Linked DNA regions of Homo sapiens: region 1 is linked to region 2. Evidence: read pairs that join two places in POLR2A ChIA-PET (ENCODE). Cell type or tissue: HepG2. All regions are shown on one strand. Links, peaks and the distances in the headings refer to the core of each region. The heading gives the core; the rest is flanking DNA. Region 1 overlaps SPMAP1 (sperm microtubule associated protein 1). Region 2 holds the start of CDK12 (cyclin dependent kinase 12).

Evidence for each region. Peaks named below come from ENCODE experiments on the same cell type or tissue, not always from the same donor. Only the 100,000 strongest peaks of a DNase experiment are listed, where the experiment ranks them.
Region 1: POLR2A ChIA-PET joins it to region 2 with 5 read pairs; 4 of 35 experiments call an interaction of 5 or more read pairs at or near these places.

Annotation. Positions count from the first base shown.
Region 1 is chr17:38,826,846-38,838,345 of GRCh38, reverse strand. It overlaps SPMAP1 (sperm microtubule associated protein 1), which reads left to right. Exons shown (of 3, transcript NM_001080465.3): 2 at 1,106-1,205; 3 at 3,000-3,260. The coding sequence ends at 3,157. Among named protein-coding and RNA genes, the nearest start is that of MIR4727, 6.8 kb to the right of the region's middle. In HepG2, for the core only: no CTCF peak of the experiment used is centred there; no DNase peak of the experiment used is centred there.
Region 2 is chr17:39,452,644-39,464,143 of GRCh38, reverse strand. CDK12 (cyclin dependent kinase 12) reads right to left here and starts at 2,658. Exons shown (of 14, transcript NM_016507.4): 1 at 1,027-2,658. The coding sequence starts at 2,072. RefSeq lists enhancers at 1,877-2,006, 1,032-2,231, 2,397-2,456, 2,547-2,596, 1,957-2,881. In HepG2, for the core only: no CTCF peak of the experiment used is centred there; a DNase peak (open chromatin) is centred at 6,133.

The DNA of each region.
Region 1 (11,500 bases), core at 4,145-6,644, 630 kb after region 2:
TTACACTGCTCCCAGCCAATCTGTTTAATTTTTAAAAGTATTATTTAATTATCAAAACCACCATTTGTGGTAGGTATTATTTTCATTTAAATAAAGATAACATTTATTAAACTTTACTATGCCAGGCCCTTTATCTGAACAAAATCACTTAAGTCTCACAGCAAGCCAGGCACAGTGGCTCAATCCTGTAATCCCAGCACTTTGGGAGGCCGAGGCGGGTGGATCACTTGAGTTCAAGAGTTTGAGACCAGCCTGGCCAATATGTGAACCCTGTCTCTACTAAAAATACAAAAATTAGCCGGGCATGGTGGCGCGTGCCTGTAATCTCAGCTACTCAGGAGGATGAGGCAGGATAATTGAACCCAGGAAGCGGAGGTTGCAGTGAGCCGAGATGGCAACACTGCACTCCAGTCTGGGTGACAGAGTAAGACTGTGTCTCAAAAAACAAACCTCACAGCAATACTCCTTTTACCGATGGGAAAACTGAGGCCCAGAGAAGCTGTGTAATTGGCCCAAGGTCACAAAGCCTGTTAATGGTTGAGCTGGAGTTAGAACCCAGCCTGTCTGGCAGCAGAAACTGAGCCTTCAGCTGCCAAGCTCAACTGCCCCTCCCGGAGAGGCAATAGGTTCTTCTTTTTCTTTTTCTTTTTTTCTTTTTTTTTTTTTTTAGATGGAGTTTGGCTCTTGTTGCCCAGGCTGGAGTGCAATGGCAGGATCTCGGTTCACTGCAACTTCTGCCTCCGGGGTTCAAGCAATTGTACCGCCTCAGCCTCCTGAGCAGCTGGGATTACAGGCGCCTGCCATCATGCCCAGCTAATTTTTTGTATTTTTGGTAAAGATGGGGTTTCACCATGTTGGCAAGGCTGGTCTCGAACTCCTGGCCTCAGGTGATCCACCCACCTTGGCCTTCCAAAGTGCTGGGATTAGAGGCCTGAGCCACTGCACCCGGTCTGGTTCTTAAATATATTTAATCTGTCTGCACCAGTTACCTAAGGCTCTGACCTCTTCCCTATCCCCACAGCAAACCCCAGGGCAGTTTGCACTGTGTCCCCCTCAGCATTGTGGCTGACAGTGTTCTTGCCCACTTTCTCTTGCCCACTTTCAGGATCATGGCGGTACAGGAAGGGATGGCTGGATAGTAGACTACATCCACATCTTCGGGCAAGGACAAAGATACCTCAACAGGAGAAATTGGGCAGGGACAGGCAAGTGCTGCCTCCATTTCTAGCCTCATCATGGTTCCTGGGCCATAGCAAGGCCTGGTTGAGGGGAAGAGGCAAAGGGACTGCATCCTTCCAGCTTTTCTTCACATACATGAGCAGATGGTGCCACAGTGCCCCCTAATATTAGTTAATAAGCACCAGTACTGTATGTCAGACCTCATTTTTTTTTTTTTTGAGACGTGGTCTCACTCTATCACCCAAACTGGAATGCATGAAATGCAGTAGCACGGACAGGTGCAGTGGCTCACGCCTGTAATCCCAGCACTTTGGGAGCTGAGGCGGGTGGATCACTTGAGGTCAGGAGTTCCAAACCAGCCTGGCCAACCTGGTTGAACCCTGTCTCTACTAAAAATACAAAAAAACAATTAGCCAGGCGTGGTGGCTCGCACCTGGAATCCCAGCTACTTGGGAGGCTGAGGCAGGAGAACTGCTTGAACCCGGGAGGCGGAGGTTGCAGTGTGCCAAGATCGTGCCACTGCACTCCAGCCTGGGCGATGCAGCGAGACTCCATCTCAAAAAAAAAAAAAAAAAAAAAAAGAAAGAAAGAAAGAAAGAAATGCAGTAGCACAATTACTACTCACTGCAGTCTTGACCTCCTGGGCTTGCGCAATCCTCCCACCTCAGCCTCCTGAGCAGTTGGGCCCACAGGTGTGCACCACCACACTCAGTTAATTTTTTATTTTTTGTGGAGATGGAGTCTCCCTATGTGGCCCACGCTGGTCTTGAACTCCTAGGCTCAAGTGATCCTCTGGCCTCAGCCTCCCAAAGTGCTGGCATTACAGACATGAGCCATTTGTTGGGCACTTTTCACCCTCACACTAACCCCATGGCACAGGTAGGAAAACAAGTTTCTTGAGTTAAAGTAATTTGGCAAGAGGGCTGAGCTGGGATTAATAGTCTGCTCTTCCTGGCCTGGTGCAGTGGCTCATGCCTGTAATCCCAGCACTTTGGGAGGCCGAGGCAGGCGGGTCACGAGGTCAGGAGTTCGAGACCAGCCTGGCTAACATAGTGAAACCCCGTCTCTACTAAAAATACAAAAAATTAGCCGGGCGTGGTGGCAGGCACCTATAATCCCAGCTACTTAGGAGGCTGAGGCAGGAGAATCTCTTGAACCCGGGAGGCAGAGGTTGCAGTGATCCGAGATTGCGCCATTGCACTCCAGCCTGGGCGACAGTGCAAGACTCTGTCTCAAAAACAAACAAACAAAAAGATTCTGCTCTTCCCAACTCTGAAGCCCCTGTTCCCCTCACTGCTGCATCCTGCTCATTTTCCAGGCCCAGGTTAACAACAATGGGAAAGAGTTGAGAGATATTTTTCTAACAGGGTAAACCCTCCTCCCAGCCTGGCTCCACCATCCTGGGCCACTCCTCTAGTCACATGATACTTTGTGCCATTTGGCTCAATTGATCTTGATCTCATCCATTTTTTCCACATGGGTCAGAGGCAAGGGTGAGATTTTTCTCATTTCTTGTGGGAGAAAGGCAAGCTTTGCCAAGCCCAGAATTTCTGGCCCTTCCTGTCCCAGCACAAACCATTCACAGTTTTCCTGCAATTATTCCTGGTGCGGGGTTTTATTTCTAGGAAGCCTTCTGCCCCTCAACCTCACCAGCCCTTGGCTTTTCAGCCCAGAGTCTCAGGACACTTGTGGATTGCGTGTTCAGCATGGGGAATGCAAGTGACTACGCCTGGTTGGCATCCCATACCACACCCAGGGGAATGGGGAAGCCAAGAGGTGGGCTGAATGCAGGCTCAGGCCTCTCTCTCCTTGTCCCCAAGGGCATTCTCTCCAGCAGGTGACTGGGCATGACCACTACAATGCTGATCTGAAACCGATCGATGGGTTCAATGGAAGGTTTGGCTACCGCAGGAACACTCCAGCCCTCCGTCAGAGCACGTCCGTCTTCGGAGAGGTCACCCACTTCCCTCTGTTCTAACAGCATCTTTTCCCTTCATAGCCATCGACCTGAATTTCTAAGACAAATGTTTAGATGAACTCTTAGTGTTATTTTACGTTAAAAAAATTAATTTGTGTCTCCACGTGTGCTGTTTCTTCCCTGAGATTAGAGGATGGAGCCAGTTCTACCCTCAGCTTCTCTTCCCTCTGGAGAGAAGGTGAGAGGAGAAAGGGCTTCTCAGGCCTACGCCCTTGCACTCCATACCAACGAGTGCCAGGTTTGAAAGGAGGGGCTTCAGTTCTCCCCTACCAGTGGGATAAGAAGGAGCCACACTACTCAACCTCAATAAAGCACTTCCCCAGCTATCAGCAGGGCCCCAGGTCAGAGCTGGCTATTGTTTCCATCAAGAACAGAGCAAAGGGCCGGGCGCTGTGGCTCACGCCTGTAATCTCAGCACTTTGGGAGGCCAAGGCAGGTGGATCACAAGGTCAGGAGATTGAGACCATCCTGGCTAACACTAAAACCCCGTCTCTACTAAAAATACAAAAAAATTAGCCGGGCTTGGTGGCGGGCACCTGTAGTCCCAGCTACTCGGGAGGCTGAGGCGAGAGAATGGCGTGAACTCGGGAGGCGGAGCTTGCAGTGAGCCGAGATCGCGCCACTGCACTCCAGCCTGGGCAACAGAGCAAGACTCCGTCTCAAAAAAAAAAAAAAAAGAACGGAGCAAAGGCCAGGCTCCGTGGCTTACGCCTGTAATCCCAGCACTTTGGGAGGCCGAGATGGGAGGATTGCTTGAGCTCAGGCAGGTGGATCACTTGAGACCAGCCTGGGCAACACGACGAAACCCTGTCTTTACTAAACATATATATATGTTTGTGTGTGAGTGTGTGTGTGTGTGTGTGTGTGTATACACATATGTTTATGTATATATATATATGTTTATGTATATATATATGCATATAGAGAGAGAGAGAGAAGGAGAGAGAGACTCACTCTGTTAGCCCAGGCTGGAGTGCAGTAGTGTGATCTCAGCTCACTGCAACCTCTGCCTCCCGGGGTTCAAGCAATTCTCCTGCCTCAGCTTCCCTAGTAGCTGGGATTACTGGTGCCTGCCACCATGCCCAGCTAATTTTTTTGTATTTTTAGTGGAGGCGGGGTTTCACCGTGTTGGTCAGGCTAGTCTCGAACTCCTGACCTCACCTCGGCCTCCCAAAGTGCTGGGATTACAGGCGTGAGCCACCTGCCCGGCCCAGGATGTCATTTTTCAAGTGTTCCCTTTCAGTTTATTGGTGGCCAAGGGAAAAGCCAAAGCAGATGATGGATAATTAAGAAGGTGGGGCTTTAGAACACAAAGCTTGCCAGAACTCGTGTGGGTGGAACTTGATTGTATTGAGTCACCGTAAGTGGACACGGAAGAAGCTTATTACAGGTAGAGGGGGTAGGGCTCAGGGATAGAGCATTTGACTGCAGATCAAGAGGTCCCCGGTTCGAATCTAGGTGCCCCCTTCTGTGGTGTTTTCTCACTTCCACTCCATTTAACAGTAAATACTGTCAGCCACAGTATCACCTGAAAAGATGAAGCAACTTTCAACTTGCTCTTGTGCTGAAATTGTTCCTCCCACATTCCAGCTGACCTTTAGGACAAAAAGCCCATCTGGGACCTCATTTGTCTTCAATTAAGACCAAGTCCCTGAGGAGATTCTAAATCTGTGAGTGAGTCTGACAGAGCTGTGAACACAATTTGGTAATTGGGTGTGTGTCAGAGTATAGATAAAAATGCACGTACTTTTGAAAACTTAGTACATGCAAAGCTGCCTCGAATTAAAACATGAAAGAAGGGCCAGGGCCAGGCGCGGTGGCTGACGCCTATAATCCCAGTGCTTTGGGAAGCCGAGGCGGGTGAATCACGAGGTCAGGAGTTCGAGACCAGCCTGGCCAACATGGTGAAACCCCCGTCTCTACTAAAAATACAAAAAATTAGCCGGGTGTGGTGGCACGCACCTGTAATCCCAGCTACTCGGGAGGCTGAGGCAGGAGAATCACTTGAACCCGGGAGGCAGTGGTTGCAGTGAGCCGAGACCGCACCATAGCACTCCAGCCTGGGCAACAGAGTGAGACTCTGTCCAGAAAAAAAAAAAAAGTTCAAGACCAGCATGACCAATATGGTGAAACCCTGTCTCTACTAAAAATACAAAAAATTAGCCGGGCGTGGTGGTGCACGCCTGTAATCCCAGCTACTTGAGAGGCTGAGGCAGGAGAATCGCTTGAACCTGGGACGCAGAGGTTGCAGTGAGCTGAGATCGCGCCATTGCACTCCAGCCTGGGCGACAGAGCGAGACTTTGTCGAAAGAAAAAAAAAAAGGCTTGGTGCGGTGGCTCACGCCTGTAATCCCAGCACTTTGGGAGGCCAAGGCGGGTGGATCACGAGGTCAGGAGATCAAGACCATCCTGGCTAACACGGTGAAACCCTGTCTCTACGTAAAATACAAAAAATTAGCCGGGCATGGTGGTGGGCGCCTGTAGTCCCAGCTACTGGGGAGGCTGAGGCAGGAGAATGGCGTGAACCCGGGAGGCGGAGCTTGCAGTGAGCCAAGATCGCACCACTGCACTCCAGCCTGGGCGACAGAGTGAGACTCTGGGAAAAAAAAAAAGAAAGAAAGAGAGAAAAGGAAAGAAAGAGAAAGAAAGAAAAGAAGGAAAGAAAGAAGGAAGGAAGAATAGAAAGAGAAATAAAGAAAAGAAGGAAGGAAAGACAGAAGAAAGGAGAGAGAAGGAAAAGAGAGAGAGAGAGAGAAATGCCGGGTGCGGTGGCTCACGCCTGTAATCCCAGCACTTCAGGAGTCCGAGGTGGGTGGATCATGAGGTCAGGAGTTTGAGACCAGCCTGACCAACATGGTGAAACTCCGTCTCTACTAAAAATATAAAAATTAGCCGGGCATGGTGCCGTGCACCTGTAATTCTAGCTACTTGGGAGGCCGAGGCACCAGAATCGTTTGAATCTGGGAGGTGGAGATTGTGTGAGCCGAGATTGCACCAGCCTGGGCAAAAAGAGTGAGACTCTCTCTCCTAAAAAAAAAAAAAAAAAAGAGGCCGAAGCAGTGGCTCACGCCTGTAATCCCAACACTTTGGGAAGCCAAGGCGGGCTGATCATGAGGTCAGGAGATCAAGACCATCCTGGCTAACACGGTGAAACCCCGTCTCTACTAAAAATACAAAAAAATTAGCCAGGCGTGGTGGCGGGTGCCTGTAGTCCCAGCTACTTGGGAGGCTGAGGCAGGAGAATGGCATGAATCCGGGGGGCGGAGCTTGCAGTGAGCCGAGATCGCGCCACTGCACTCCAGCCTGGGTGACAGAGTGAGACTCCATCTCAAAAGAAAAAAAAAAGAAAAGAAGGAAAAAAGGAAGGAAGAAGGAAAGCAAGAAAAGGAAAGAAGGAAGGAAAGATAAAGAAAGAAAAGGAGAGAAAGATGGAAGGAAAGAAAGAAAAGAAAGAAAGAAGGAAGAAAGGAAAGAAAGAAGAAAGAGAGAAAGAAAAGAAGGAAAGAAAGTAGGAAGGAAGGAAAGAAAGAGAGAAAGAAAATGAAGGAAAGAAGGAAGGAAAGAAAAGAAAGAGAGAGAAAGAAGGAAGGAAAGAAAGAAAGAAAAGGAAGGAAAGAAGGAAGGAAGGAAAAAAGAGAGAAAAGGAGGCCAGGCGCGGTGGCTCACGCCTGTAACCCCAGCACTTTGGGAGGCCGAGGCAGGCGGATCATGACGTCAGGAGATTGAGACCATCCTGACTAACACGGTGAAACCCCGTCTCTACTAAAAATACAAAAAATTAGCTGGGTGTGGTGGTGGTGGATGCCTGTAGTCCCAGCTACTCAGGAGGCTGAGGCAGGAGAATGGCGTGAACCCAGGCCACTGCACTCCAGTCTGGGCGACAGAGCAAGACTCCCTCTCAAAAAAATAAAATAAAATAAAATAAGATGAAAAAGAATTGCTTATTGCTTAAATGGAAGGGGCATATGTCACATTCTGGGTGGTGTACTTCAGCTTTACATCTTTTTTTTTTTTTTTTTTTGAGAGAGGGTCTCGCTCTGTCACCCAGGCTGCAGTGTAGTAGCATGACCACGGCTCACTGCAGCCTGAAACTCATGGGCTCAAGTAATCCTCCTGCCTCAGCCTCCCCAGCAACTGGGACTACAGGCATATGCCACTACACCTGGCTAATTTTTTTTTTTTTTAACATAAGTAGAGAGGAGGTCTTGCTTTGTTGCTCAGGCTGGTCTCCAACTCTTGGGCTCAAGTGATTCTCCCACCTCAGCCTCTGAAAGTGCTGGGACTACAAGTGTGAGCACCGTGCCCAGCTTCACATCTTGTGTCTGTTTGTCCCAAGTGTGGGATGGGTACTGCAGGCATTTGCAATTTGACTGGAGATAGACAAAAACACTGAATCACAGAATTAAAAAAATTATTCCCTTTCCTATCCTCAGTAACTTAAGAAAAAAGTCGTTTAAAAAATTTTTTTTAAAGAGATGGACTCTCACTCTGTCACCCAAGCTGAACTACAGTGGCACAATCACGGCTCACTGTAGCTTCCAACTCCTGGGCTCAAGTGATCCTCCTGCCTCAACCTTCCAAGTAGCTGGGATTATAGGTATGTGCCACCATGCCCAGCACTGTACACTCTTTGAATAAAAGAGAGGGAGATTGGCTAGGCGTGGTGGCTCACACCTGTAATCCTTGCACTTTGGATTTAGAAGATTTAGAAGTGTTAGAGAGCTGGCACCAAATAAGAATTCCTCCTGTCAGGCACAGTGGTGGCTCCAGCCTGTAATCCCAGCTCCTCTGGAGGCTGAAGTGGGAGCATCACTTGAGTCTAGGAATCGAGATCAGCTTAACCAATATATTTAGACCCTGACCAACATATTGAGACCCATTTCAAGAAAAATAAAATGTATCTAGTTAGTGTTTAATAATGTCATATTTAGGCCGGGCGCGGTGGCTCACGCCTGTAATCCCAGCACTTTTGGAGGCCGAGGCGGGCGGATCATGAGGTCAGGAGATTGAGACCATCTTGGCCAACATGGTGAAACCCCATCTCTACTAAAAAATATAAAAAATTAGCCGGGTGTGGTGGCACGTGCCTGTAATCCCAGCTACTTGGGAGGCTGAGGCAGGGGAATCGCTTGAACCTGGGAGGTAGAGGTTGCAGTGAGCTGAGATCGTGCCACTGCACTCCAGCCTGGGGACAGAGCAAGACCCCATCTCAAAAAAAAAAAAAAAAGTCATTTTTAGTTTCCATTCTATTTATGGCAAGTAATACTGATTCTCTTTAATAGCTTTATTGATATAATTTACATGCCGTGCAATTCAGCCAACAAAAGCCTACAATTCAATCATTTTTAGTATATTCACAAAGTTGTTCACCCATCGATACAATCAATTTTAGCACAATTTCATCACACCAAACTGAAACTCCATACCCATTGGCAGTCAACTTCCTATTTCCTCCCAACCTACCCATCTCTAGGCAACCACTAATCTACTTTCTGTCTCTATTGATTTGCCTATTATAGAAATTTCCTATAAATGGAATGATACATGTGGTCTTTTGTGACTGGCTTTTTTCACTTAGCATACTGTTTTCAAAGTCTATCTATGTTGTAGCTCTTAACAGTACTTCTTTTTTATTTTTTTTTGGAGATGGAGTCTCACTCTGTCACCCAGGCTGGAGTGCTGTGGTGCAATCTTGGCTCGCTGCAACCTCCGCCCCCCTGTTCAAGCGATTCTCCTGCCTCAGCCTCCCAAGTAGCTGGGACTACAGGCATGTGCCACCACGCCCAGCTAATTTTTTGTATTTTTAGTTGAAATGGAGTTTCACTGTGTTAGCCAGGATGGTCTCGATCTCCTGACCTCGTGATCTGCCCGCCTCAGCCTCCCAAAGTGCTTGGATTACAGGCATGAGCCACCATGTGTAGCCAGTACTTCTTTTTTTATGGCCAAATAATATTCCACTGTGTGGATATACCATACTTTATCTATTCATCATCATCAGGTAATGGATATGTTTTGATTCTCTGCCCTACTTTATTTTTGAGACAGAGTCTCACTCTGTTGCCCAGGTTGGAGTGCAGTAGTACAATCTTGGCTTACTGCAGCCTCCAAATCCTGGGTTCTCAGCCTCCTGAATAGTTGGGATTACAGATGTGCACCACCACACCCAGCTAATTTTTTACTTTTAGTAATTTTTGTATTTTTAGGGTTTTGCAATGTTGGCCAGGCTGGTCTCCAACTCTTGGCCTCAAATGATCTGGCCATCTTGGCCTCTCAAAGTCCTGGGATTACAGGCATGAAACACCATGCCCAGCCTCCCCCATGTTTTAACTGGTATGAATAACGGCTACTATGAACATTCACGTACAAGATTTTGGCCAGGTGTGGTGGCTCACACCTATAATCCCAGCACTTTGGGAAGCCGAGGTGGGCAGATCACTTGAGGTCAGGAGTTGGAGACCAGCCTGGCCAACATGGTGAAACCTCCTCTCTACTAAAAATACAAAAAAATTAACCGGGTGTGGTGGTGTGCGCCTGTAATCCCAGCTACTTGGGAGGCTGAGGCACGATAATCGCTTGAACCAGTGGGGTGAAGGTTGCAGTGAGCCAAGAGCACAGCACTGTACTCCAGCCTGGAAGACAGAGCAAGACTCTGTCTCAAAACAAAACAAAATAAAAAGCCATTCATGGGCAATATTTTGTATTGATGTATGCTTTCATTTCTCTTGGGAGTATATACCCAGGAGTAGAAATGCTGGGTTATATGGTAACTAAGTTTAACCTTTTGAGGAACTGCCAGACTCTTTCCCAAAGCATTGCTTTTCTTTCCTTTTTTCTTCCTTTTATTTTTTTGTCAGACAGTGTCTTATTGTGTTGCCCAGGCTGGTCTCAAACTCCTGGGCTCAAGCAGTCCTCCTACCTCAGCCTCCCAAAGTGCTGGGATTACAGGCATGAGCCACTGTGCTCTGCTTGCTTTTCTTTATTTAATTAAATTAATTAATTAATTAAGTTTGAGGTGGAGTCTGGCTCTGTCACCCAGGCTGGAGTACAGTGGTGCAATCTCAGCTCACTGCAACCTCTGCCTCCTGGGTTCAAACGATTCTCCTGCCTAGCCTCCTAAGTACCTGGGATTACAGGCGTGCACTGCTACGCCCAGCTAATTTTTTTGTATTTTTAGTAGAGACGGGGTTTCGCCATGTTGGCCAGACTGGTCTTGGATTCCTGACCTCAGGTGATCCACCTGTCTTGGCCTCTCAAAGTGCTGGGATTACAGGCGTGAGCCACTGCGCCCGGCCCTCTTTTATTTTTTGAAACAGGGTCTCGCTCTGTTGCCCAGGCTGGAGTGCAGTGGTATGATCTTGGATCACTGCAACCTCTGCCTCCTGGGCTCAGGCAGTCTCTCACCTCAGCCTCCTGAGTAGCTGGGACTACAGGCACATGCCACTATGTCCTGCTAATTTTTGTATTTTTTGAGAAACAGGGTTCTACCACGTTACCCAGGCTGGTCTCCAACTCCTGGGCTCAAGTGATCCACCTGCCTCGGCCTCCCAAAGTGCTGGGACTACAGCAGTGAGCCTGCTTTTCTTTTAAGTAAACTTTATTCAAATACATTTAAGTAAATATTTAATAGGTATTTTGTTTGTTTCTTTTCTTTTTTTTTTTTTCTGAGACAGAGTTTTGCTCTTGTTGCCCAGGCTGGAGTGCAATGGCGCTATCTTGGCTCACCACAACCTCTGCCTCCTGGGTTCAAGTGATTCTCCTGCCTCAGCCTCCAGAGTAGCTGGGATTACAGGCATGTGCCACCACGCCCGGCTAATTTTGTATTTTTAGTAGAGACGGGGTTTCTCTATGTTGGTCAGGCTGGTCTCAAACTCCCAACCTCAGATGATCTGCCCGCCTCAGCCTCCCAAAAGTGCTGGGATTACACGCGTGAGCCACCGAGCCCAGCCTGTTTCTTTCTTTCTTTCTGTTTTTTTTGAGACAAAGTCTCACTCTTGTCGCCCAGGCTATAGTGCAGTGGTGCCATCTTGGCTCACAGCAACCTCCACCTCCTAGGGTCAAGTGATTCTCTTGTGTCAGCCTCCCAAGTAGCTGGGATTACAGGCACCCGCCACCACGCCCGGCTAATTTTTGTATTTTTAGTAGGATGGGGTTTTTCCATGTTGGCCAGGCTGGTCTCAAACTCCCAACATCAGGTGATCCACCCACCTGCCTCGGCCTCCCAAAGTGCTGGGATTACAGGAGTGAGCCACCGCGCCCGGGCAATAAGTATTTTTAAAAAGCCATAAGAACTAATAAGTGAATTTAGCAAGCCTGTAAAATAGAAGGTTACTATACAAAAGCACG
Region 2 (11,500 bases), core at 4,906-7,405:
TTATGTACAAGGCACTGTGCTATGCACTTCAAATTGACTAATTTAATCATCACAACCCTTAAAAGTAGGTATTTATTATTCCCATTTTACACCTGAAGCAACTCAGGCAAGGAGAAATTAACTCATTTGCTAAAGGTCACAAAGCAACATTAGGATTCCACAAAGGTCTAACTAAAGCCCACATTCTGTTTTTGTGAACAGAAGTGAGGCCACAAAGGAGATACATCTCATTACCTAGGAACAAGAACACAGTTTTCCAAATAATTCACTCTAACAACAAAATTTCAAACTAGCATGCCTTTCTCGCAAAAATATAAAGAAGGCATTATTACTATGTGTTTTAGAGAAAGATTTTGAAAATTGTCAGCGGTCACAAGGTAGGTCAGTGATGATGCTGTAAAGAAAACCAAATTGTCCTTGGAACCAATTTCTGCTAGGTTATACCATTAAAAGGGTAACAGACTAATCAGCTGAATTTCCACTAAAACATCAGTTAAAAGACAGGAATCTTTTGTAAATAATTAAAACAGTGCCAAGTAGGAAATGAATAAATGTACAGGTTTGGGGATTCAGTGGACAACACAAATAGGATAAACTAGGCAAGTAACTTCCATACCAATTTCTTAAGTCTTCAACCAGGTCCCATAGAGTCTAAAGCACAAATACCAATGTGATTTTTAAAAATATAAAACTAAGCAACAGAAATAGCTAGACATGCTCTGGGAACTAGTATCAACTCCATCCACTCACTAAGCAGAAGCCTTTGACGTTTCTCACTCAGAAGCTTACAACTGAAGACCCCACCACTGGAAGTACCTACCTTTGGCGGTTTGAGGCCTATGTACTCTTCACTTCTCGAATTCTGGGTTAAGGGGAGACAGATTCACACACTGGAATGACTAGCCAACAGCAAAGTGTTCTAGTCAATGATGAACACTGCGGGCTTCCAGACAATGTTAACACGCTGAATGCCAATTCCTCGCAACCCACCCTAAATGAGGAAGGACTGTTAGACAAATAGCTCACCTGGGGAGTGGACTCCGACTCAGAGACCGCTTGCTCAGGAAAGGGCTGCTGGACCGCCTTCGACCATAGGGACTGGGCGATCGCCCGCTGTAAGAGCCACTTCTTTCGTAGCTGGACGACCGTCTCCTGCTATAGGGACTGACAGATCTCTGTCGCCTACTGTAGGGGCTCGGTGACCGGGTGCTGGACTGGTAGGCCGAAGGCTCCTTGTAAGGGGGACTGACCGACTGCCTTCTCGAGGTACTTCCAGGACTTTTCTTGTAGGAGTCATAATTGCTCGAGGTATGAGATCGTGAGGGACTAAGGTCATAATCTTGGCCATAAGAAGCTCCCGAGGGGCTATCATCTTGTTTGGAGCTGTCAGACCACTTCCTGTGGGGGCTCCTGGATCTCCGTTTTGGGCTGTCCACTGTTTTGTAACTTTTGGGTGTTTCCCTTTTTCGATGACTTTTACTCCGGTCTTTGTGCCCAGACTTCAGCTCCCGTTCTTTCCTGGTCTTCTCCTTGTGGAGCTTGGATGACCTGGATTCCTTGCTGCTGCTTTTGGCTACCTGCGCCTTCCCATAGTCATCAGTCTCCTCATTCGAACGCTTTGAACTTCCCGATATCCGGTCCTTCATCGATCCCGACTTGCTGGAGACTTCTTGGCTTTTTTCTTTTTCGGTCTGTTTAGCTTTTAGTAAGTCCCGGGAACGCCTGTGCTGGTGGTGACGATGTTTGTGCAGGCGGTCGCTCCGATCTGATCCACGACGTTCGTCGTTCTCCCTTCGGTCTAGTTTGAAGGCCATGTCATCGGAGAAGGTGTCGGAATCAGAGCTGATATCATCATACTCCACCAAAGGTTTGATAACTGTGCCCAGGGATGCTGCTTCGGGGGTCACCAACCCCATGTCTTTGGAGTGTTTGGACTTATGCCGCTTGTGCTTCGATACCAAGCGGTGACGCTCTCTGCTGTTAGAGCTGCCGCCTCCCGATGACGGCTGCAAAGTTCCAGAAGCTCCTCCACTCCCGTCCTTCTTGCCCCCATGTCTCTCTGAATTGGGCATTCCCTTTCCCCTGACCTGAAGAAGGGAAAAAAGTTCCCCAGCACTCCAAAAAGCAACCCCCACCCACCCCCCCAACCCCAACTCCACGCCCACCAAAGCGCCCCGGGAAGGGGGTGGGGAGGGCAGGGACGGTAGCCCAGGCTCCTCCTCCCTCCCGACGCCTCAGCACCCTTCTACATGAGGTGGGGGGTGAAGGAGCGAGGGAAGAAATGAGAGTTCCTCGGCAGTGGAGTTGCGAGACAACGGGGAGCTGCTCAAGTCTGTTTCCTCTTCTCCCTCCGCCGAGCCAGTCCTCAGGCCCGGGCGCCGGGGAGGTCCAGGAAGTGAGAAGCCGACGGCCCGGGGCTGTGGAGCCGACTCCAGCTCTGGGGCCCTGCGAGGACTACGCGGGCCCTTCCCCTACCCGGTAGCCCGGTTCAGGACGGCTTCCTGTCGCCGGGGTGCCGCGGCCTAGGTGCCTCACGCCCCCTTTGTCCCTCGCTCCTGAGGTAGCCCCCTTTCTTGCCTCCGTTTCACCTCCACACCACACACACTCTCTCCCTCACACAGACCCAGTCACACACTAGATTAAACCGAAACGGCACTTGGGGAAGGGGGGAGGGGCAATCCCAGAAATCGTCGCGAGAGTCCAGTAGCCTCTCGCGATGTTTCGTGCTTCGCTTTCACCTCATTCCCCTGCTTATCAAACAACGCGAGATCAGGTCCCAAACTAGAAACGCGTTTCACCTGAGTCTCGCGATGAGCTCCCGGAGCTCCCCGTTTGAGCAAAGCTTTATTGAAACGGAACAAACCGAGTTTTTTTTTTTTAACCAAAACTTTATCGGTAACTGATTAAACAAACACTCCCAGGCTCCGTGACAAAATAATTTCAACATCCTTTTTAACAAATCTTTTAACTACCAGGATGACTTTTTTTTGTTTGTTTTTTGTTTTCCTTTGAGACGGAGTCTCGCTCTGTAGCCCATCCTGGAGTGTTAGTGGCGCGATCTCGGCTCACTGCAACCTCCACCTCCTGGGTTCAAGCGATTCTCCTGCCTCAGCCTCCCGAGTAGCTGGGATTACAGGCGCCCGCCACCACGCCCGGCTAACTTTTTTGTTTTTAGTAGAGACAGGGTTTCACCATGTTGGCCAGGCTGGTCTCGACCTCCTGACCTCAAGTGATCCTCCCGCCTCGGCCTCCCAAAGTGCTAGGATTACAGGCGTGAACCGCCGCGCCGGGCCATTTTTTTGTTTGTTTGAGACAAGTTCTCTCTCTTTTGCCCAGACTGGAGTGCAGTGGCACGATCTCGGCTCACTGCAGCCTCCACCTCCTGGGCTCAAGCAATCCTCCCACCTCATCCTGCCGAGTACTTGGAACTATAGAGTCGCGCCACCACGCCGTGCTAATTTGTTTCTATTATTCGTAGTGATGGGGTTTCGCCATGTTGCCCAGGCTAGTCTCGAACTCCTAGACTCAAGCAATCCGCGATCCTTGGTCTTGAACTCCTAGAATGAAGCAATCTGCCCGTCTGGTCCTCCCAAAGTGGCGGGATTACAGGCTTGAGCCACCGCGCCCGGTTGAGATTATTTTTTACAGAGCAAAAGACAAATGTCGGGACATTTCAACCCAAGTCCCTGAGTGTTTTAACAGTGCTTCCCACATATAGGGTGTGTGCTACCTGCCAAGAATTTTACATACATTATCTCTAATTTTCACAATTATCCTGCAAAACACGAGATTTTCATCCCTGTTTTATAGAAAAGGAATCCCAGCCTCAGGGAAGTTGAATAATTTGGTCCAACAAGTGCCACAGTCAACATTCAAATTCATGTCTTTCTGAGACTAAAACACAAGCTCTTCCATCCTATGGTGTTGTCTCCTTACCAATCTTTGCTTCAAATCTCAGAACCTAAAAGCTCATCCCATCTTGAGATCCTCCCATGGCCGTTATTGGATAATTTAGCCTTTCATCCTCATACAAAAGATTATAATATGAACAAGAAAAGCATAGTATTAATTAACAAGAAAATAACACTATCTTACACTGGCCCCTCATTTATTACTTTTTAAAAAACTTTCGCCTACCTTAAGTCATTCCATCTTCACAACAGTCCTCTGAAATAGGTTGTATAAGTGAGAAAACTAAGGCATGGAGAAATGAAGGGGCTTGTCCAAAACGGAGAAGTTCAGCTGGTAAATTCAGGACCAGAAAACATTCTGAATTAAGGTAGTCTCAATTCTCAAAAATCACTCTCTGTAAATGTTCTTGTTCCTTTTGCTCACAGGGCGATCCAAAACATTTTTTTTTTTTAACCTAATTTTGTGTGTGTGTGTGAAGGGTCTCGCTCTGTCGCCCAGGCTGGAGTGCAGTGGCACAATCATAACTCACTGTAGCCTTCCCCTCATGGGCTCAGGTGATCCTCCCATCTCAGCCTCCTGAGTAGCTGAGACTACAGCCACAGGCCACCAGCCCAGCTAATTTTTATTTTTATTTTTTTGTAGAGATGGAGGGCTGGCTATGTTGCCGAGTCTGACCTCAGATGCCTGGGCTCAAGCATTCCATCCACTTTGGCCCCCAAAGTGTTAGGATTACAGGCGTGAGCCACCACGCCCGCCGTCTCTAAATGATTGAGTCCATAAATATTGGTTCTAAAATAAAAAGATCAGGCCAGGCACAGTGGCTCACTCCTGTAATCCCAGCACTTTGGGAGGCCAAGGTGGGCAGATCACAAGGTCAAGAGATGGAGACGATCCTGGCCAACATGGGGAAACCCCGTCTCTACTAAAAACACAAAAATTAGCTGGGCTTGGTGGCACACACCTGCAGTCCCAGCTACTCGTGAGGCTGAGGCAGAGGTTGAACCCTGGAGGCAGAGGTTGCAGCGAGCCGAGATCGCGCCACTGCACTCCAGCCTGGCAACAGAGCAAGACTCCGTCTCAAAATAAATAAGTAAATAATAAAAAAATTTAAAAAATAAAAAGACCAAGTTTTCCACGACAACTTTTTGATCTTCTATGGAAGTAAAATTAATGCTATCAAGAAAAAAGAAGTGGCTGGGAGCAGTGGCTCATGCCTGTAATCCCAGCACTTTGGGAGGCCAAGAGGGGAGGATCATTTGAGGTCAGGAGTAAGACCAGCCTGGCCAATGCAGTGAAACCCTGTTTCTACTAAAAATACAAAAATAGGCCGGGCGCAGTGGCTCACTCCTGTAACCCCAGCACTTTGGGAGCCGAGGCGGGCAGATCAGGAGGTCAGGAGATCGAGACCATCCTGGCTAACACGGTGAAACCCCGTCTCTACTAAAAATACAAAAAAATTAGCTGGGCGTGGTGGCGGGTGCCTGTAGTCGCAGCTACTCAGGAGGCTGAAGCAGGAGAATGGTGTGAACCCGGGAGGCAGAGATTGCAGTGAGGGGAGATCACGCTACTGGGAGGCAGAGATTGCAGTGAGGGGAGATCACGCTACTGCACTCCAGCCTGGGCAACAGAGCAAGACTCTGCCTCAAAAAAAAAAAAAATTAGAGGCCAAGCACTGTGGCTCATGCCTGTAATCCCAGCACTTTGGGAGGCCGAAGTGGGAGGACCACTTGAGGTCAGCAGTTCAAGACCAGCCTGGCCAACACAGTGAAATCCTATCTCTACTAAAAATACAAAAATTAGTCAGGCGTGGTGGTGATCGCCTGTAATCACAGATATTCAGGAGGTTGAGACAGGAGAATCGCTTGAACCCAGAACGCAGAAGTTGCAGTGAGCCAAGATCGTGCCACTGCGCTCCAGCCTGGGTGACAGAGCAAGACTCTGTTTCAAAAACAAACAAACAAACAACAAAAAAATATATATATATTTATATATACACACACACAAAAATTAGCCAGGCATGGTGGCATATGCCTGTAATTCCAGCTACTCAGGAGGCTGAGGCATGAGAATCACTAGAACCTGGGAGGCAGAGGTTGCAGTGAGCTAAGATTGCACCACTGCATTCCAACCTGGGCAACAGAGTGAGAATCCATCTAAAAAAAAAAAAAAGTGGCTAACAAAAAGAAAAAAGGGCTGAGTGTGGTGGCTGACATCTGTAAAACCAACAATTTGGAAGGCCAACATGGAAGGAATTCGTGAGCCCAGAAATTGGAGACCAGCCTGGGCAACATGTTGAGACATCTGTCTCTACAAAAAAATACAAGAAATGACAGGCCGAGCAAGGTGGCTCATGCCTGTAATCCCAGCAATTTGGGAGGCCGAGGCAGGCAAATTGCCTGAGTTCAGGAGTTTGAGACCAGCCTGGGCAACACGGTAAAACCCCATCTCTACTAAAATACAAAAGAAATTAGCCGCCGGGCTTGGTGGCTCACGCCTGTAATCCCAGCACTTTGGGAGGCTGAGGCGGGCGGATCACCTGAGGTCGGGAGTTCGAGACCAGCCCGACCAACATGGAGAAACCCCGTCTCTATTAAAAATACTAAAAAATTAGCTGGGCATGGTGGCCCATGCTTGTAATCCCAGCTACTCGGGAGGCTGAGGCAGGAGAATCGCTTGAACGCAGGAGGCGGAGGTTGCAGTGAGCCGAGATTGGGCCATCGCACTCCAGCCTGTGCAACAAAAGAGAAACTCTGTCTCAAAAAAAAAAAAAAAAATTAGCCAGGCGTAGTGGTGTGGGCCTGTATTCTCAGCTATTCGGGAGGCTGAGGCAGGAGAATTGCTTGAACCCAGGAGGCAGAGCTTGCAGTGAGCCAAGATCACGCCACTGCACTCCAGCCTGGGCGACAGAGCGAGACTCCGTCCCTACCAAAAACAAACAAACAAAAACAAGAAATTAACCAGGCATGGTGTTGCTTGCCTATAGTCCCAGCTACTATGAGGCTGAGATGGGAGGATCACTTGAGCCCAGGAGGTCAAGGCTGCAATGAGCCATGATCATGCCACTGCACTCCAGCCTGGGTAACAGAACAAGAACCTGCCTCAAAAAAGAAAAGAAAAAAGAAAAACACGGGCCAGGCATGGAGGCTCACGCCTGTAATCCCAGTACTTTGGGAGGCCGAGGCAAGCAGATCACCTGAGGTCAGGAGTTCAAGACCAGCCTGACCAACAAGAAGAAACCCCGTCTCTACTAAAAATACAAAAATTAGCCCAGCGTGGTGGCACATGCCTGTAATCTCAGCTACTAGGGAGGCTGAGGCAGGAGAATTGCTTGAACCCGGGAGGTGGAGGTTGCGGTGAGATGAGATGGTGCCATTGCACTCAGCCTGGGCAACAAGAGTGAAACTGTCTCCAAAAAAAAAAAAAAAAAAGAAAAGAAAAGAAAAACACAAGTACTGGAACTCAGTTGTGAACACTCCTTATTCACCGCTATAGGAGGATAGGACACCCTGGATATATTTTCTTGAGACAAGGTCTTGCTGTGCTGCCCAGGCTGGAGTACAGTGTTGCCAGGACAACCTGGATTTATTTTCTTGAGACAAGGTCTTGCTCTGTTGCCCAGGCTGGAGTACAGTGGTATGACCATGACACACTGCAGTCTTTTTTTTTTTTTTTTTGAGATGAAGTCTCGCTCTTGTCCCCCAGGCTGGAGTGCAATGGCACGATCTCGGCTCAGTGCAAGCTCCACCTCCTGGGTTCAAGTGATTCTCCTGCCTCAGCCTCCTGAGTAGCTGGGATTACAGGCGCCTGCCACCATGCCCGGCTCATTTTTGTATTTTTAGTAGAGATGGGGTTTCGCCATGTGGCTAGGCTGGTCTCGAACTCCTGACCTCAGGTGATCCACCCACCTTGGCCTCCCAAAGGGCTGGGATTACAGGTGTGAACCACTGTGTCCGGCTGACACACTGCCATCTTCACTTCCTGAGCTCAAGCAATCCTCCAGCCTCAGCCTCTCCTGGCTGGGATTACAGGTGTAAGCCACAGAGCCTGGCTAATTTTTTTTTTATTTTTTGTAAAGACGGGGTCTTGCTATGTTGCCCAGGCTGCTCTTGAAGTCCTCGGCTCAAGGGATCCTCCCACCTGGACTCCCAAGATGCTCGGAATACAGGCATGGGCCACTGTGTCTGGCCTTGAATGTTTTACATGATGACAGATGGCATGAGACTTCCTGGGCTGATTAAATGTAGTGACCAGTCAGCCATAGTAAGTGTTGGCATGGGTTTGTTGTCATGAGTTCAATAAAATTCACCCTGATTTTTCTGTCTTTTAAATGAGATCAGGTTTTTATTTTTAATTTCTTTTTTTGAGATGGAGTCTTGCTCCGTTGCCAGGCTGGAGTGCGGTGGCACTATCTTGGCTCACTGCAACCTCTGCCTCTCTGATTCAAGCGATCCTCCTGCCTCAGCCTTCTTAGTAGCTGGGATTACAGGCACACGCCACCATGCCTGGCTAATTTTTGTATGTTTAGTAGAGACGGGGTTTCACCATGTTGATCAGGCTGGTCTTGAACTCCTGACCTCATGATCCACCCGCCTTGGCCTCCCAAAGGGCTGGGATTACAGGTGTGAGCCACCATGCCTGGCCTTTTTTTTGGGATGGAGTCTCCCTCTGTTGCCTAGGCTGGAGTGCAATGGCTTCATCTCGGCTCACTGCAACCTCCGCCTCCCAGGTTCAAGCAATTCTCTGCCTCAGCCTTCTCAGTAGCTGGGATTACAGGCGCCTGCCACCATGTTCAGATGATTTTTTTTTAATTTTTAATAGAGACGTGGTTTCACCATCTTGGCCAGGCTGGTCTTGAACTCCTGACCTTGTGATCACCCCCCGCCTTGGCCTCACAAAGTGCTGGGATTACAGGTGCAAGCCACTGTGCCTGGCTGAGATCAAGTTTTTAATTCACGATGTACCCACAGTAGAATGGAAAAGTGAAGACGACAGAAGGCATCGGTGATGTGTCAAAATCTGGAAGAATTAAATTGATTATCCAGATTAAACACCAGCAGAAACTTTTTTTCTTTTTTTGAGACGGAGTCTCACTCTGTCACCTAGGTTGGAGTGCAGTGGTGCGATCTCGTCTCGCTGCAAGCTTCGCCTCGATCTCGGCTCACTGCAAGCTCCGCCTCCCGGATTCACACCATTCTCCTATCTCAGCCTCCCAAATGGCTGGGATTACGGGTGCCTGCCACCATGCCCGGCTAATTTTTTGTATTTGTAGTAGAGACCGGGTTTCACTGTGTTGGCCAGGATGGTCTTGATCTCCTGACCTCGTGATCTGCTCGCCCCGGCCTCCCAAAGTGTTTGTATTACAGGCGTGAGCCACTGCACCTGGCTGAACCTTTCAAAATTATCTGTTACTGCCTCTTGAAGCCAATTAGAGACCAGTAACTAATGAAAGAATGAAGCTTTATCCCTGAAACTTTGAACTTATAATATCTTGAATTTCTATAGCACTTTAAAATTTTTCACGGAACTCTTTTAATCCCGTCAATAAATTTCAATTGAATAAATAAACTAATGAAATTATGTTATTTTTATTACTATTTTTATTTTTTTTTTTGAGACTAAGTCTCCCTCTGTCGCCCAGGCTGGAGTGCAGTGGCACGATTACAGGCATGAGCCACCACACCGCACCAGGCCTATTATTATTATTATGCTTATTGAGAACAGTTTCAATCTGTGGCCTAGGCTGGAGTGCACTGGCAGGATCTTGGCTCACTGCAACCTCCACCTCCCAGGTTCAAGCAATTCTCCTGCCTCAGCCTCCCAAATAGCTGGGATTACAGGCATGCGCCACCATGCCCGGCTAATTTTTTTGTATTATTTTGTATTTTGTATTATTAGTAGAGACAGACTTTGGCCATGTTGGCTAGGCTGTTCTCGAACTCCTGACCTTAAGTGATCCACCCACCTCAGCCTCCCAAAGGGCTGGGATTATAGGCGTGAGCCACTTATTATCGACATCTAATATAGGTTAAACTGACACTGAGAAGGAGTTAGATTGGACCATGTTGACACTTAAGTGTAGAAAGTGCCTGGAGCCGGGACACCTCACTTCTACATACTAAACCAGTACTTTGTATTGAACTACCCTTCCTTCCTCCCTCCCTCCCTTCCTTCCTTCTTTTCCTTTCTTTCTCTCTCTCTCTTTCTTTTAGATAATCTCCCTAACATGGTATTCCTCTTTTTGGTGAATAAAATTCTGCAGCAGAAAATCTCAGGCTGTATCTAAATTTTAAAATACAATATCTACTGTAAACTGCAGGTATTGATCCAATCTGTGCTTTTGTAAAATAAGGGTTGCTTCATTATACAGAAAAACTTTGAACTCAGAAATTCCAGGACTGCTCCATTTGCTTTATTTGCATAACCTTCAAGGGCAGAGAGTCAGGGCAACTCTGTGAACCCCAAGTGATCAGTCAGGTGATGGCAATACTTAGCCTGCAAATCTACTAAAACAAGTCAGAAAGTTTCCATTTAGGCTGTACACAAGAAGAAATATTTAACTAAAGTTTCAATAGCTCTTTTTCCCCAACAAACCAATTTGTTAGTTTAGATTTTAGGTTTAGAGTCCTCTGGGCCGGGCACAGTGGCTCATGCCTGTAATCGTAACACTTTGGGAGGCCAACGTGGGTGGATTGCCTGAGCTCAAGTTCGAGACCAGCCTGGGCAACATAGTGAAACTCTGTCTCTACTAAAATACAAAAAAATTAGCTGGGTGGTGTGGCATACACCTGTAGTCCCAGCTACTTGGGAGGCTGAGGCAGAAGAATTGCTTGAACCCAGGAGGCGGGGGTTGCAGTGAGCCGAGATTGTGCCACTGCACTCCAGCCTTGGCGACAGAGCGAGACACTGTCTCAAAAAAAAAAAAAAAAAAAAAAAAAAAAAAAGAGTCCTTTGGCGCCTCCTTCAAAGCTTAGTCACTTACAATTTGCCCATTGTACCCATTTTCCTATGTATACTGTTCCTATATGTACCTTGAATACTTTTCTTGTTTAATGACATGGCTTTCTTTTTTTTTTTCAGACTCCGTCTTGCTCTTATTGCCCAGACTGGAGTGCGATGACACGATCTTGGCTCACTGCAACCTCCACTTCCCGGATTGAAGCGATTCTCCTGCCTCAGCCTCCCCAGTAGCTGGGATTACAGGCATGTGTCACCACACCCGGCTAATTTTTTGTATTTTTAGTAGAAATGGGGTTTCACCATTTTGGCCAGGCTGGTCTCGACCTCCTGATCTCAAGTACCTGCCTCAGCCTCCCAAAGGACATTGCTCTCTTATCTTCTAGAGTAGAACTTTTCCAATGGTGTCTCTCATCTGCATTTTCAGATGACAAATGATAACTTCTCATTCCATTCTGTAACCAGAAGTTAGTAAAGTTTATTTATAAGCTTTATAAAGTTAAAAATTTCCTAGCAACACTTAGTACAGACTTTTTTTTTTATTTGTATAGAGTTTCCATGATAAAGTGTAGTTGGGTATCTGGCATTGGTACTTAGGGCATAATAATTAATGAAAAAATTTTGAGCCCCTATG